Linked DNA regions of Homo sapiens: regions 1 and 3 are each linked to region 2. The links are chromatin contacts, found by Hi-C or POLR2A ChIA-PET in ENCODE. All regions are on one chromosome and are shown on one strand. The core of a region is the stretch at or near the end of the contact, and the rest is flanking DNA. Distances in the headings are between cores, read along the strand shown. Region 1 holds the start of GPR82 (G protein-coupled receptor 82). Region 2 holds the start of CASK (calcium/calmodulin dependent serine protein kinase). Region 3 has its middle 200 kb from the start of CASK.

Region 1 (3,475 bases), core at 325-2,824, 200 kb before region 2:
CATGAAATGTGGCTAATGAATGATGGTAGTGATAGTAGAAGCTGTAGTACCAGCAATTGATTAGATGTGAGATGTGAAAGAAAGAGGAATTAAGGATGATTCGTAAGTTTTTGGCTTGAATAACTGAAGGAGTGATGGTATCATTTACTGAGTTTGGAGACAATGGAGGAAAACAAGAGCGTTCTTTTTTCGGACCAAAGACGCTTATGCCTGAACAGATAATATTACAACTATCTTTCAATCACTTAGAAATAGCATTCCATTTCTGTTCTTCTCTAAATTAATTAAAACTGTTTTTTGTTCTATGTAATTCCTTCCTGGAACATGATACATTACTGAAGTAAAAGTGATGGGAATTCTAAAAGCCAAACTACTCTGTAATGAACGGCCATGTAACCCTGGATGAGTCACTGTTCTTAAGTAAATGGTGGCAAGGCAAAGATGAACAGCAGCAGAACACAATCTGGACACTTTAGGCAGTTCTCACTTTTGTTTTGGAGAGAAATATTAGCAAACATCATAGAGAATTTATGAAATAAACATGAAATAAGGTAAGCATTGCGGGTTTATGAGAAATGGCAAGGTACTTCTGTAAATTTTAAGTGAAGATTTACTGATAACTAAAATGCTCAGGTTTGATGAAATTAGATTTCTGTTCTCTTTTTCAGACTCCCACTGGTTTAACTACTCAAGGATGAGAGGGAGTGCTTGATGCAAGTCTTCCTCCCCAGATGTACACACTTAGCTTTCATTTAGTTAGTAGGTCACAGACTGATTCGACAATCCTGAACAAAAAAATTGGTTTCACAATTCTATTTTTTATTTTTAAAATTTTTATTGTTTTAGACTAGTCATGGTTTCACAATTCTTTATAACTATTCATTTGATCTGAGGCATACTTGGCACTTCCCAGGATTTGCCAAATCCATTATGAAATGCCCCAAACAGTGTATTATGTTGACAAATGGAGATAGTGCAGGGCAATTAGAAACAGAGTGGGTTAACTCATTAGTAACCAAACTGGGACCCAACCCTGGGTGCAGTCTGTGCTTACAGTGAGTTCCTCTGGGCCTCAGCTTCTTCAACTTTAAAACAAAGGGTCTCAGTCCACAGATGATCATGAAGTTCTATTTTAGCTCTATAATATTTGATTCTAGTAAGTTATAAGAAAACTTTGAGTTTTGTTTCTATTTTTGATAAAGATGGATTGCAAATAAGCCATCCACAAACAATTTTACAAACGAGTTTGCACCAATATTTGTATTGGGTTACTACAGAGTGGCTCCTTCTATCACTGTGTCATATAAAACTGGCCATGGGGGATTAAACCTGTGAACTTAACTTCAGTCAATCGTGCAAACAAAGGTTACTGGAGTGTAACTAGTTCATGAAATAATCATAAGGAAGTATAATATGTATATTGTTCACCACTTCCTCCCACTACAGAAATAGAGAAATGAGGGTTTTTTGAGGAGGCAGTTGCCACATTGACCATAACTATTGAATTTCTTCAATATTCTGTTTAATTTCCCCTTTTCCTCCCACTGTAGTTGGTGTCATGCAAGAATCTATTCACACTGACTAAAGATATTGGAAGAGTGAAGATCAGAGAATTTTAAGTCTGAAATTTGGCATCACTGCCCTGAACAATATAACCTTAGTTGGCATAAACTACTCATACAGGTAAGAGTGATTATTATTCATTTTTAGCTTAAAAATTAAACTCTATAAAAATAAACAGGACCTAATGGTTTAAATTTTGAAAGCTGATCATTAAGAAAGGCAGTCAGCATATTAACTATGTAGACAGTCATTAGTAACTGAAGTTAAGAGTTGTAGAACTTTTTTCATTTGTCAAATTAGCAGAGACAAAATGTATGCATGAGTGACTTGAGATAGACATTCTCCTGAGGGGAATATAGACTTAGAGACATTTTCTGGAGACCAGTTTTGCATCTGTAACATGTAATTTTTATTTGATTTCTTAATAGTACTTTCCAAATTCTGGAAAATAGTTATCTAGTAGTTTTATGATCCAAGTTTATTTTTGAAGGAGATGTACATAGTAGATACAAGTTTGGGAAGGTAAAGATGGTGACCTAGTTGTTGACTGCTACACTGAGAGTCCTACAGAGACTCAACTTCTGTCTGATAAAGCTAGCCTCTGCAGAAGTCTATGTCCCTTTTGTTTGGAAGCATTTAATATTCATACAGAAGCACCATTACCTTTGCAGTTTTTAGTATACTATGCATTATCTGCACAAGGTAGGAGCTACTGCTTTTCTTTAACAGCATCATAAAAGGAAGCTCCAATCCTTATGTAAAATCAAAACCTACTGTGAGCAGATAATTTTTTCTTAAATAAACTGGCTCATTTCACTGTCTGACTGATTTTTGAACTGGTGAAGTTACAGATTAGGTTTTATATATTTATACCAGGGTCTACACTAACTGAAACCAGATTATAATTCATCAGGTTGCACTAGATTCAGATACAAACTTACAATGAAGCATATGGACTGTTTTCTAAATAAAAATAGCAAAGAAATAAAATTATAAAGACAGTGGTAAACATTAATTAAGAATCTTGTTATTTAAACCCACAGACACTGCACAGTCCTCAAGTTTTCAAGACTTTGGGTGTGGATTGGTTTAAAAAGTTATTATAAAATTATAATATCATATTTGAAAAAAAACCCCAATTTCTGTAATCCAAGATGCAGAAAATAAATCAAACCATAATTCTGAAGGGGGTAGAGAGTAAAATTGCCCTGAGGGGCTGGGGGGATATAAGAATTTCAAAGGGTTGTGTATGGTACAGTTTTTATGTTTATCAAAAGAGAACATGATTAAAAAGAAGATTGAGAAACCTTGCTCTAGATCATGAAAGAGTGGAGAATGTGGTGCTCAGAAGGCTATGGTGAAGAACACAGAGAATATGGCACATTCTGAATAGAGATCATGGTTCTTATTTGACCAGAATCCAGTAACTTTTGTTATTCTCACCTGAAAGAAGTGAGGAAATAAGGAGAAAAATAAGAATAAAAGCAGTTTGTATATGATTCTTCAGCACTTCATGTGTACCCTTTGAAGCGAGAAAGATTTAAATATAAGACAGAAAAAAGTAAAAACCAGCATTTATGTTGTGATTAAAACATCATATCCTTTAAAAAAAATCCTCTGAAAAACTCAGATAGCAAATTACACACAAGGACACTCTAACCAACAAGCATAGCAGCTACAGTTTTTTTTTGTTTGTTTTTGAGACAGGGTCTCTTTCTGTTACCCAGCCTGGAGTGCAGTAGAATGATCATAGCTCACTGCAGCCTTGAACTCCTAGGCTCAACTGATCCTCAAACCTCAGCCTCCCAAGTAGCTGGGACTCCAGGCACATGCCAGGATGCCTGGCTAATTTTTCTGTAGAGACATGGTTTCACCATGTTGCCCAGGCTGGCCTTGGCCTCCCAAAGTGCTG
Region 2 (3,536 bases), core at 557-3,056:
TTAGCACTCAAATTGAAATTGAGTACTGCAGACAACTTAAAAGAGATAGGGCCAACTGCTTTAAGGTCTTGGTTTCATTTCCCAACTGTGGACCTTAAAATAGACAATAAAGCACCGCTTCCAAAAAAAAAAAAAAAAAAAAAAAGAGGTAAGATATTTCAATGTTAGCTCTAGCGATCCTTATTAAGCAAAAATTTGCTCTTAAATCTTATCTCCTCAACTTCTAAAGCCGCAGAATACACGCTGTGTTAGGAAATCAACTTCAGATTGCCAGCATTTCCTTCACAAGCAAATTAGCAGGATTGTGCACTTGGAGTACTGTTTGACAAGAATGAAAAGGAAACTATTCAAAATAGATTTAAGGAATGGACAATTAGATGAGGAACTGCAGATTTAATTCTCAATCAGCACTGTGATTAATCTGATTCCCTGCTTTTCCCCAGCGTAATTATACAACACAGATGAAAGGATGAGCATTTGGACTGTCAGTTCTATATTCTAGACCAGCCCGGTGACTCAAAGCAGACGGCTCTACCACGCTAACCACCATCCCAACAACAGTCGAGGGGAGTCTCGAGCACTGATTGAACAGTCATTGCATAACAAGGCATTAAAAATTCGAATGCCCCCAACTCTTTCCACGTTCGTGTACACCAGGAGGGAATTTGCTGAAACTGAAAGCACCCCGTCTTAAATGACCCCCTCCAATCCGAGCATGGGGTGTACACAAAGGCATCTGTCTAATATCCCGCACAATAGACACACACCCCACAATTAAAACCCTGGACTCTCTCACCACACAAGCAAAGGAAATGCAAGCTGCTCTGTTTCAAAAATGGTCTATGGTACATGCAAGGTAACAATAACCCCAACTGAAGCAACTATAAAATCGGCTGTGCCACGTCCCTGTGCAACCGTCAGATAAAATGCAGGCAGCCGGCCCCACGCCTTACGGGGTGGCCAACCTCGGCTCGGTGGCCTCAATGGACCGCTGAGAACCCCCAGGCCCCCGCCTGGCAGGAGCTCCAGGTACACGTCTATAAATACTCCAGGATGAGAAGGACGAGAGGGGAAGAGGGGAAGGAGGGAGGGCAGGGGGCAGGCCCCGAGCGGGTGCGGGAAGACCGGGGCATCACTGAAATGCATTTTTCCACACTCCCGCTCCCTCGCGTGGAGACTCACTTTCCGATCACCTCGCACAGCTCGTACACATCCTCGAACAGCACGTCGTCGTCGGCCATGGTCCGGAGGGGATAGCGGCCGCAGCGTGGAGGGCTTCGAAAACGGGGGTGGGGGCGCCCAAGAGCTCAGTGCCCAGCCCCGGGATCGCCTCCTCCCCTCAGGACCCGCGAGCCCTCGGTGCCGAGGACGCTCGAGTGGGGCCGCGAGGCCCAGAGACTGCGGCGCCTTCCTCTGCAGGCGACCGCCCCGGCGCGGGCGGCGGGGCCGGGGCGCGGGAGCGAGGGCGGCCCGGGCCCGGCGCCGCCCGCCCGCCCGCTGCTTCTCGCGCTGCTCGGGCCGCGCTGCCCGGCGTGCGGATCCTCGGGGACCGCGCGGCGTCGCGCTCTCCGCTCGTCAGCCCGCGCGGGCCGCGAGGCCGCGACCGCTCCCTCTGTCCGAGGCCGGCTCCGTCGCGTCGCGGAGCAGCTCGGGCTACAGAGGGGGCCGCGGCAGGACCATGGAGCGAGGATCGCCGCGGAGGGAGGTGGCGGCGGCGGCGGATCGGCGCTGGGGACCAGGAGGCGGCGGCAGAGACGCTCCCTCCTCTTTCTCCTCCTCCCGCAGCCGCCACCGCCCGCCCGGGAGTGGGAGGGGGCTTCGCGGGACCGGCGCTCTGTGCGGGCGGGAGCCGCGGCCGCCGCCTTCTGCTCCGCCCCTACGCCTCAGCAGCCGACCGGCTCGCCAGCCCCGCTCACCCGCCTCGCGCAGACACGCCCTCCTCCCCCGTCGGCGGCGCGGCTTCCAGAACCACAGGCTCCGCCCACTCCAACCGGTCGGGAGGCGGTGGCCCAGGGAAAGGGGAGCGGGCCGAGCGGCGCATGCGCGGGGCGCCGGCCGCGTCACGGCGAACGGGCGGGCACCGGGATTCTAGAGGGCGCGGGGGGTTGAGTGGGGCGCGCCGGCTGCAGCTGCCGAGGCGGGGCTGGTTGGGGTCGTCGCCTCCGCGCCTAGCCGCGACCAAGCCGCGAAAGGGGCTGGAGACAAAAGGTCCACGGCTGCACGCTCGTTGTCCGGCAAGAGGCACGAAACTCTGGCCGCTCCCCTTTCCTTCTTTTGTAATCGCAGGGAGCCTTTCCCAGTTTTTTGCTGGGAAAAGAGGCAGGGAAAGGGTGCTAATGAATGAGAAAGCTAAAAGAGAGGTGGAGAGAGGTTGTCACTGAATCCGTGCTTGGCAGCGGATGCTTTTAGTGCTACCCTGTCATTCCTTAATGAAGATGAGGGCTGGGGGTAAGGGGAGGTCGTCCAAGAAAAGGACTAAACAAAAACTGCCTAGGAAGGTGTGCGACAGCAAACGGTCATCTATAGAGACAGCTTCTCCCACGTTCTGCCCCAAACTCAACAAATATCTATCCAGCGCCTACCCTCACTAGAGACCAACCTAGAGAGAAGCTAGGAAGGCAGGGACAAACCGTGACTTTAAGCTCATTTGTATATTGTCCTCAAACTCCCAGGACCTACTCTGCTCTCTATACTCCCTATAAATGTTAGACTTGTCAGGAACAGAATGCAACTAGAGGGAGTGCAGGCACAGGAGCAGCCAGGGAGTGAGGTTCTGGGTGTTGCCGCTGTGCTAGGTTGCATTCAATATGAAGATTTCTGTTCAACTGAGCATGTGCGGAATGAGCCAGCGCCATCAGACAGGTATATGCCTCAGTTGAAGACCAATAGTGTCTTTGTTCCTCCGCACAGCAAAAGTGCCCAATTAGTTCATAAGTCAGTTTCCAGAAATCGTCTGGTAAATTTCTCAGTGCAGTATTTTTTTTAAAAAAAGTATTTATTAATACCAAAGTGGAGGGGGTGATGTGGAGACTCACAGCCTATTTTCTCTTCAGAAACGTTTCGTGCAAACCCTTGACCACTCCCTCAAAAGGCTGAGAGATTTGCCTGCTAAGGATTTGGGTACTAAACCTTTTTTTTTTTTTTAAATGCAGATCAGAGGACAAGTGTAATTGCACACGGTTTTCCTCCTTTCTCAAAGAGCTTGTGCATTCTCTAGAGACGGGGGCTTCAGAACTTGAGAAACATTGCCTCCTTTAAGGGTCCAAGAGTTACTCACCACAAGTTGGCATGTCCAGCTCATGTCTAATGAATAAGGCGTCACTCCATTCTGCCCTGAAGTGCACAGGGACCCTCTCAAGTCACCTTGTCAGCTTCACTTCTTTTCCCCAGCCCAAGACTGAGCTATACCAAGCCTTGTCGACTTCATTTTGGGGTTTGTTGTCTTCTACAGGGACCTATGCTCAGAGGTAGAAAAGGACAATCATAAAGTAAAACAGAAAAGAAAGTGCAGGTGAAAAAAAGAGAGACAGACGATT
Region 3 (3,693 bases), core at 648-3,147, 200 kb after region 2:
TTTCTCTCTCCCCCAACCCCCTGTGGATATATATGTATAGTTTCACACATGTCACCACTCTATTGTTTTCTATCACATGTATATATCACTTTCTACTGACGTGGTATATTCAGTGATAGGCATTCAGATTTTTTCCTTTTTTTGATAGTACAAGCAATGCTGCATCCTCGTCTACATCTTCTTGTCCATGTGTACAGGTGTTTCTCTAAGAGAGATGCATGGAAGTGAAACTGCTGCTGCAGAGTGGATGTGCATTTTCAGTTTCAATAGATCCTGGCAGAGTACTGTCCACAAGCAGAGGATGAGAGTGTCTGTCTCCCCCACAACCCAGTCAACATTTGATGTTGTCTAACTTTGCTAATCTTAAGGTTGAAAAAAATGGTATCTCATAAAAATTATTTTCCCCTAATTATCAGTGAGGATGAACATATTTTTACATGTGTATTGATTTTTAAAATATTTTATCTGCTGTTAAATGATCATTTTCTATCTTTTGGCAGTTTTTTTCTATTGGGATGTTTTTCTTCTTCTGGTGAATTTGAAGGAGTTCTTTATACTGCATATCAATATTTGACTGTTATATTTATTGCAAATACTTTTCCCCAGTCTCTTTATTGTCTTTTAAAGTTGTTTATGGTGTGTTTTGCCATACACAAGTTTCCAATTCACCTGTAGGCAAATACGTTGATTTTATTCCCCTTATTGTTTCTGTTTTTTTTTTGAGACAAAGTCTTGCTCTTGTCCCCCAGGCTGGAGTGCGATAGCACAATCTTGGCTCACTGCAACCTCACCTCCCGTGTTCAAGCGATTCTCCTGCCTCAGCCCCCCGAGTAGCTGGGATTACAGGCGCCTGCCGCCTGGCTAGTTTTGGTATTTTTAGTAGAGACAGGGTTTCACCATGTTGGCCAGGCTGATCTCGAACTCCTGACCTCAGGTGATCCACCTGCCTCGGCCTCCCAAAGTGCTGGGATTACAGGCGTGAGCCACTGCACCCTGCCTGTTTCTGTTTTTTAGGTCTTGCTTAAGAGAACTTTTCTTACCTCTAGATTACAAAATTATCACTCTATATTTCCTTATAATAATTTTAACTATATATATGCTTGTTGATTGATTTGTAGGTCTTTTGTTGACTTGGAATCTATATTTCTGTATGATGTGAAGAATATAATTTTATTTTTTAAATTAATGAATTTCTAATTATTTGCTTATACTCTACACGTCAACTTGTTTCAGTATCGAGTTTATCTTTGTGGGCTGTATCTTGGTGGGTATGAGGGGATAAGCATGGTATCTACAGAGTGTGATCTATTCCTTTCTGCAAACTATAAATACTTAGATTCTTAGTAGTCACTGGCTAATGAAAAGGATTCTACATCACTAAATGGTCAGGATGGGACCATCCACTGTATCAGTGCAGGCTACCCAATGCCAGACAAACGTCCCTAGATCTAGATTGGAGAAAATATTCCTCAAAGTTCCTTAAGGAAGACAATGTAGTGTATTGTCTTTGCAATCACACAGAGCTGGGTTTGAATCTCAGCTCTGCCATTTTCATCTGTGTGGCCCAGGGCAAGTTTGCTCATCTCTAAGACTCAGTTTCCTTATCCCTAAAAAGGAAATAATAATTCTTATTTTGTGGGTTCGTTGTGAAAATCTGAGACAATACAAAGTACTTGGCACATGTTTAGTGTTCAATCATGTTAACCATTGTTACTTCTGGTTATGATAATGACTTCTGCAAAGATGTGACTATTTGGGGCGTGGGGTGCACAGAGGAGGAGTAAAAATTGAGAAATGGCAACCATTCTTGAAGAGTTGAGGTGGGAGAGATGTGAGGTTGTTGGTATCCCCAGAAAAGCCCAGGAGAGACATTGGAGCCAGCACCAAAACTGTCTAGTACTTGTGCTAGGCCAGCAGAAAAGCCCCCAGGGATCTCTATTCTTGCCTTGTTAAACAAAACCATGAGTCATCACCTTGGGAAAGAGTGTGGAAACCCAGAGAAGCAATGTTTGAACAGATGGTCTATTGTTTGAGAGCAAATAAACTAGGGATATCTTCAGACAGGAGTAGAACAAGTTATCACATGGCAATGACTTAATAGGTTTCAATAGAAAGCTGGCTAGGGCCAAAGCTGGAGTAACAAAAAGGAACTGAAAGGGATGCCGAAGCAGAGCATACCTGGAGAATCATTGAATTATATTATAATATATTATAATATAATTCAAAGATTATAACTATAACATGGTTATAACGTTATAACTATATAGTTATAATATTATAAGCCTCATTGGTTGGCACTGGGAAGCCCTGCACCATTCTCAAGGTAGGGCACAGTCGTTCTCATCTTGCTGGGGAGCTTGGGCTAAAGCAATTCAGATGTGGTAGATGAAGACAAAGAGGAAGAAATGGGTTCTGAAGAACGTGGTCATAGAGCAAGCCTTGGTGACCTGTTGGGAGCAGAGCTGTATAGACCCTTTGTACTCAAAGCAGAGTCCGTAAACCAGTAGCATAGGCCTCATCTGGAAGCTTATTAGAAATATAGACCCTTGGGTTCCACCCCAGACCCACTGAATTAGAATCTGTATTTTATCAAATCCCCAGGTGATTTGAATACATTCAAAAGTTTGGAGAAGTGCACATCTAGGCCTGGGATAAAATAGGCTCAAGTGGAAGGAGGATTTCCTGGAAGATTTGTTTATTCACTTCTCAAAGTCAAATTTTTCAGCATAAAACATTTTTTAACCCAAGGATTTCAAATAATACTATTCCAAACATGTTCCATCTACTACTTGGGTCAGGTAAAAAATACTTTATTTTGGCATAATTATTAATACCCAAATAATAAAACCATTTTCTTACTTTAGATAAGATAGAAATACTACTTCAATTTTTCCACAGGGCAAAAGGCTTATCAGCATTAACAAGTACTATCCTGTCTTTAATTCTTTGCTTTGTCTCCAATGAGAATCATGCTTAATTATTGAACTGCTGAGTAAGAAAAAACAATGCCTATTAGATATTAACTGAGATAATTAAATCTACTCAATTGAAGAATTTTGCTCAACTGGGATCACCTCAAACATTAAACAGCCTTTAGAGTTTTCTCTTCAACTTGGTGATTCCAGGAGAAAGTGCCTGGGTAAAAATTCAGCTTGTTCCAGTTGTCACACTTTTGAGTAAAATCAAAACATTACTTAGCTCATTACCTTCTAAGAAAGCATTTTCAAAGTGTAGTCCCTGGACCAGCATTATCAGTATCACCTGGGAACTTGTCAGAGACGCACATTCTCTGGCACCACCCAAGACATACTGAACTAGAGTCTCTGGGGGTGGGGCTCAGCAATCTATATGTTTAACAAACCTTCCAGGTGATTCTCATTCATGCTAAAGTTTGAGAATCAGTGTTCTAAGTCATGTGGTCCAGGAGATAAAAAGTCAAGTGCATAAACAATGGAAAGAATGTGGAAGTTGATCCAGAAGCTGTGGATTCCAGTCCCACCTGTGAAACTTTGTTGTGTGACTTTGCATAAAGCATCACGCTACTCTGGGCTTCAATTTCCTCATTTTTAAAATGGAAGAGTTGGAATCGATGATACTCAAGGTTCCTTAAGTTTCTGATAGATTAGATGTGGCTATTGGAACAGAGTGAGTTTTCACTCAGGCACTTTCTCCTGGAATTACCAAAATAAAAAG

What was found. A loop is a pair of places that touch in the nucleus more often than their neighbours do. ChIA-PET counts read pairs that join two places held with the same protein, here RNA polymerase II (POLR2A). Pooled maps may share reads with other maps.
Region 1: a loop to region 2 is called in a pooled map, with 4 times the contacts of the local background. The contact joins the promoter of GPR82 here to the promoter of CASK in region 2. A Hi-C loop is called at or near these places in 2 of 37 single-sample maps with no recorded cell type and 7 of 50 pooled maps.
Region 3: a loop to region 2 is called in a map of mammary epithelial cell, with 3 times the contacts of the local background. The contact joins the enhancer-like site here to the promoter of CASK in region 2. A Hi-C loop is called at or near these places in 4 of 168 maps with a recorded cell type or tissue (GM12878, ascending aorta, mammary epithelial cell and 1 more), 25 of 37 single-sample maps with no recorded cell type and 17 of 50 pooled maps. POLR2A ChIA-PET finds 5 or more read pairs at or near these places in 4 of 52 experiments (CD4-positive, alpha-beta memory T cell, K562, activated CD4-positive, alpha-beta T cell and 1 more).

What each region holds. Positions count from the first base shown.
Region 1 is chrX:41,722,607-41,726,081 of GRCh38, forward strand. It overlaps GPR82 (G protein-coupled receptor 82), which reads left to right and starts at 1,575. Exons shown (of 3, transcript NM_080817.5): 1 at 1,575-1,683. All of the region lies in intron 5 of CASK (calcium/calmodulin dependent serine protein kinase), which reads right to left.
Region 2 is chrX:41,921,748-41,925,283 of GRCh38, forward strand. It overlaps CASK (calcium/calmodulin dependent serine protein kinase), which reads right to left and starts at 1,807. Exons shown (of 27, transcript NM_001367721.1): 1 at 1,183-1,807. The coding sequence starts at 1,241. RefSeq lists silencers at 1,262-1,311, 1,582-2,161.
Region 3 is chrX:42,117,279-42,120,971 of GRCh38, forward strand. No RefSeq gene overlaps it. Among named protein-coding and RNA genes, the nearest start is that of CASK, 200 kb to the left of the region's middle. RefSeq lists a silencer at 197-276. Within about 2 kb of position 1,898, at least 2 of the 41 ENCODE cell types and tissues checked have a DNase peak (open chromatin) inside an H3K27ac peak, as active enhancers do.